Linked DNA regions of Homo sapiens: region 1 is linked to region 2. Evidence: read pairs that join two places in POLR2A ChIA-PET (ENCODE). Cell type or tissue: A673. All regions are shown on one strand.

The links. Peaks named below come from ENCODE experiments on the same cell type or tissue, not always from the same donor. Only the 100,000 strongest peaks of a DNase experiment are listed, where the experiment ranks them.
Region 1: POLR2A ChIA-PET joins it to region 2 with 6 read pairs; 9 of 35 experiments call an interaction of 5 or more read pairs at or near these places.

Annotation. Positions count from the first base shown.
Region 1 is chr4:153,197,688-153,200,187 of GRCh38, forward strand. It overlaps a transcript of TRIM2 not described here. Among named protein-coding and RNA genes, the nearest start is that of TRIM2, 5.5 kb to the right of the region's middle. In A673, no CTCF peak of the experiment used is centred here; no DNase peak of the experiment used is centred here.
Region 2 is chr4:153,255,962-153,258,461 of GRCh38, forward strand. The region is part of intron 1 of TRIM2 (tripartite motif containing 2); the gene reads left to right. Among named protein-coding and RNA genes, the nearest start is that of TRIM2, 53 kb to the left of the region's middle. RefSeq lists an enhancer at 1,268-1,913. In A673, no CTCF peak of the experiment used is centred here; DNase peaks (open chromatin) are centred at 1,350 and 2,251; H3K4me3 peaks cover 1,460 bases; H3K27ac peaks cover 1,816 bases.

The sequences.
Region 1 (2,500 bases), 58 kb before region 2:
ATGGAGAAACCCCATCTCTCCTAAAAATACAAAAAGTTAGCCAGGTGTGGTGACGGGCGCCTGTAATCCCAGCTACTCAGGAGGCTGAGGCAGGAGAATTGCTTGAACCCAGAAGGCAGAGGTTCTAGTGAGCCAAGATTGCACCACTGTACTCCAGCCTGGGCAACAAGAGCGAAACTCCGTCTCAAAAAAAATTAATAAATAAATGAGAGACCCGAGAGCTCTTTTGCCCCTTCTACCTTGTGAGGGCGGCAAAAAGACAGCTGCCTCTTAATGAGAAAACAGGCCCTCACCAATGTGGAATCTGCCAGCACTTTAATCTTGGACTTCCAGCCTCCAGAACTGTAAGACATAAATTCCGGTTGCTTATAAGCCACCCAGCTTATGGCATTTTGTTATAACAGCCCAAATAGACTAAGACAATATTCTTTTTATTATTTTAAAAAAGAAATTAAAGGATTCTAAAACACATAATTTAAGCTTAGAGATTTGTGATTTCCAGAATCATCTGAGACTTAGGAGGTCTGAGCATTTGATATGGTTTGGCTGTGACCCCACCCAAATCTCAACTTGAATTGTATCTCCCAGAATTCCCGCATGTTGTGGGAGGGACCCACAGGGAGGTAATTGAATCATGGAGGTTGGTCTTTACTGTGCTATTCTCATGATAGTGAATAAGTCTCATGAGATCTCATGGGTTTATCAGGCGTTTCTGCTTTTGCTTCCCCCTCATTCTCTCTTGCTGCCACCATGTAAGATATGCCCTTCACCCTCCACCATGATTACGAGACCTCCCCAGCCATGTGGAACTGTAAGTCAAATTAAATTTCCTTTTCTTCCCAGTCTCGGGTATGTCTTTATCAGCAGCGTAAAAACGGACTAGTACACCATTCATCTATGTATTATCCAAAGGGCCTCTGTTGTGACTTCACCCAGTTCCATTCACCATATTTATATGGTCTCTTGACATGAGAATATAGTTTTATGTGTATATCATTTTTTTAAAAATCAGAAAGCAATTTAATGTTTTCCCCTGGTAAAGTGTTTTGTATGTTGGCAAATCAGGGACTTGATAATGAGTGCAGTACTGGATATTGAGCTAAGTCAGTTAATTGGGCTTTGGCTCTTTAGAAGGGTTTGGTGAAGCTCTGCTTATGGGTAATTGAGGCTTCAGGTTGCCAAGAGTTGGGTGACTAAGAGGTAGCTGTTTTGGATCAAGGGTAAAATTTTAATTAGATGATGAGCATTCTCAAAGGGCATGTAGCAATTTTCTGAACTGCATAATCTAATGGTTCGAAATTTAGAAAGTAGTGATGTCATCTCTCCATCTTTTCAAAGAACACACATCTGCCTCTGTAATCATTTTGTTTATTATTTTTAATAACAGCAATAGGCCAATGCTAAGTAATATGATGATCAGGAAAGAAATAGGCCCCGGGGATATGTGAAACAGCTTTGTCAGACAGTTTCAGCTCTACAGAATTGTGTTTTCTTGATGAAATTTCTGGCAAAGTCTTCTTTCCATGTTTTCAAAGTCTCCTCTTCCTCCTCGTTGTCAGTTCATTTCCTGTTTCAACCTTCCAAGGGGTTTACCTATGTTAAAATGAACTGAGTTCAAATATAGTCCTTCCCAGATAAAAACTTGTGACTTTCTCTTTTCTTGATTGATTTTAATGAAATATATGCTGAAAGAAGTAGGAAACTCACTGAGAATGTCAAACATAATCTGCAGGTCATTATATACCCAGAGTTTACAGAGGGTAGGAATGATATCTATTAGTACTATAACGAATCTGTTTGCTTGCAGAGTGGCTTTCTGACTTGCTGCCAGCCTGTGCCTATTCCACACTTACACTTTTTGACATTTAAAATGCTTCTTAATAAATCTTAGTCAGTTATTATTATTATTATTTTCATTTGCATTGGAAAACAGCATTCTTCCTTACCTTCCATAGAAAGGGTGCAAGCAGGTCTACTGGCACCCACCTGCCTCACAGTGCCTGGAGCTTAATAGATGCTGAGTGATGCACAAATATAATGGATGAATTCATTTAATAAATCCTCTTTTTATTTATTTATTGTTTATTTTTATCATATTTTTTAAGACACAGGGTCTTGCTCTGTTGCCCAGGCTGAAGTGTAGTGGTACCATCATAGGTCATTGAAGCCTAAAATTCCTGTTCTCAAGTGATCCTCCCGCCTCAGCCTCTGGAGTAGCTGGGACTACAGGCAGGCACCACCATGGCCAGCTAATTTTTTTTTTTTTTTTTTTGAGATGGAGTCTCACTCTGTCGCCCAGGCTGGAGTGCAGTGGTATGATCTTGGCTCACTGTAATCTCCGCCTCCTGGGTTCAAGCGATTCTCCTGCCTCAGCCTCCTGAGTAGCTGGGATTACAGGCACCGCCACCACGCCCACCTACTTTTTGAATTTTTAGTAAAGACAGGGTTTCTCCATGTTGGCCAGGTTGGTCTCGAACTCCTTACCTCAAGTGATCGGCCT
Region 2 (2,500 bases):
GATAGCTAAAGGGTATGGGTTGGGTGTTTGTTTGTTTGTTTGTCTGAGATGATGAAAATGTTCCAAAATTGGCTGTGGTAATAGTTGCCCACATCTATGAATATACTAAAAGCCATTAAATTGTACACTTTAAATGGGTGAATTATATGGTATGTGAATTACAATTCAATGAAGCTTTAAAAAAATCCACAAAACTTCTAAAATAGGGTGTTAACTGGGATTTTGAGAACTGTGTATCACCTAAAATGGCACGCCAAAGTTGGCATGTATGTGCATTTCTGGGGTCTGTCAATTTTGCTGTATTCTCTGTGATCCCCCTCCTCCTACTACCACCAAAGGTAATCACCACTGCTCTGCAGAGCTGAGGCCCCTTCAAGGGCTCACTGTAATGCTTGACTGCGTGGAAAGAATGTGATAAATATTAATGTAATCAAATATGCAGATGCCCAGTTTTTTAAAATAAACATTATTAGCAATCCCTTTGAAACTAATAACTAACCAAGGAATAGGATGCAATACTGTTCCCTGCGTTTATTGTTGTAGAAAAAGGAACGGTTGTGAATTCTACTCTGATATGTAAGATTTTTTATTCTAAATTATTATTTGTAATATGGAGACCTAATCACTATCATATGGCTACTTGCTGATCATTTTTACATTATTTATACCTTTTACAACTAAGTTTAATGACTTGGCAGGAAATTAAGTTATGTTATTTGTCAAGTTTCTCAACTTTTAACTGAAAACTTCATGATCAGAAGAAGAACAAGGTCTGGTTATCCCCGAATCAAAATATGTACCATATGATTTTTCTCTGAATCATTAGAACCACAAAAAGCAAAGAAATGTCATTGCATGATTTGACTTTGTGGAACCGTACTTTATAGACCCTGCCCTGGGGTAAATACCAAGAGAGGAAAAGTAGTAGGGGCTTGTGGAACTGGACTGTTTGTTTGTTTGTTTGTTTTTTGCATTTAAAAAAATTATGATATGTGTTTAAAGCTACTTGAGACATCTAAGGAAATCAGTCGTCTCTCTTTCTAACGAGCAAGTGTGTGCTCTCACACTCACGCAAAGCTCTTCTCTAAATGTGAACTTTTCATATTGAGGTACCATATGCCCAGTTTCTTCCTAGAATCTATTCTCACTGCGTTCACCGTTTGCGTCCCAGCACTCCCTTCGTCTGATTTGTAGCACTCCCTGTACCTGCCCCGGCTGCGTTGCACGGAGACTGCACTGGTCGCCTCTCCCCTGGTGAATCCTGCAGTCACTTTCTGGTGATGGAGCTCAGCGGCCCAGCACGAGAGCATGGAAACAGCTGACTGCTGACTCAGAGGGAAAGCAAGCCACCCACGAATCTCATTGCAGCTCGCTGCTGCATCCCTATCCCATAATCCCTTGCCTGGTTTGCTGCAGTCTTTTCAACAGACGCTCAGTGAGAAAAAGATGTCCTGTAAGATCAAGACCGATTGGTGTGAATACTGAAGGGGGTCTTCCACTTGTTAATGACCCAGAAACATTCCTGCCGACTTCCAGCCTTCTCTCATTTCCTCCATTTTTCTCTTCCTCTGTTCTGTGCATGAACTGGCACATCACTACTTAGAGCAGAAGATATGCTGGGCTTCTGATGATGGCTGCACTGCATGGTAGGGAATTTTAACCAGTCTCTTTGCATGGTGCTTCCCAACTTGAAGTGTTAGCAGAAACGTGCGTTGTTCTTTTGGATTGCCGCGTAGCTGCAGCGACAGACTTGGGAGGATTTAATTCTTTGCCTCGTTGGTTAGTCTGTTTGTCTTCAGAAATGGGTAGGTCCTAAATGTTCAGACTGCTTAGTATTGTGCCAGGTGGATAACTGATTTCTCCTGCTCTCTCGGTTCTTTTTTCTCCCTTCATCTCTCATGGTGATGCTGCATCCTCTGTAGCTGTAAAATGCAGACCCATTCTTTGCTTAAACAAAGGCACCAAATTAACAAGTATGGGGAGAAAATCATGCAAGATTTTCTTATCAAGTTCTAATGTGATCTGACTAGATTTGTATTTTTACCAGTCTTTATTTTAGTGTGTATCTTGGCTTGTTTTAAATAGAAGAATTTTGCCCCCTGCATCTCTCTGTTGGGTGCAAACATGGAGATGAAATATTTGATTTGCAGGATTCCTTCCTCGCTGCCCCAGGGTAGAGGAGAACGTGCGACCCTCCCCCCACTCTGTCCTCTATTAGAGAATCCTGGGGTTGAGTTCCATGGCTGGCAGTTACCATTGGAAACCCATTCATTCATAATGCATGACTCGACCCTCCGAATTCTGAATGCCATTGAGGGCCAGCAAACAAACATGTAGGAGATAATTTGCTTTTTTTCTGACAATTTTTTTTCCTGTCTTTGAAGTACAGTCAAATCTGGGTGGAGCTCAATGATAGCATTACACAGGGAAAAGAAAAAAAGAAAAAAAAAAACCCTTGGGTTTTGGGTTGGTCCTTAGGTTTGCTTCCTGAAACAGTGGG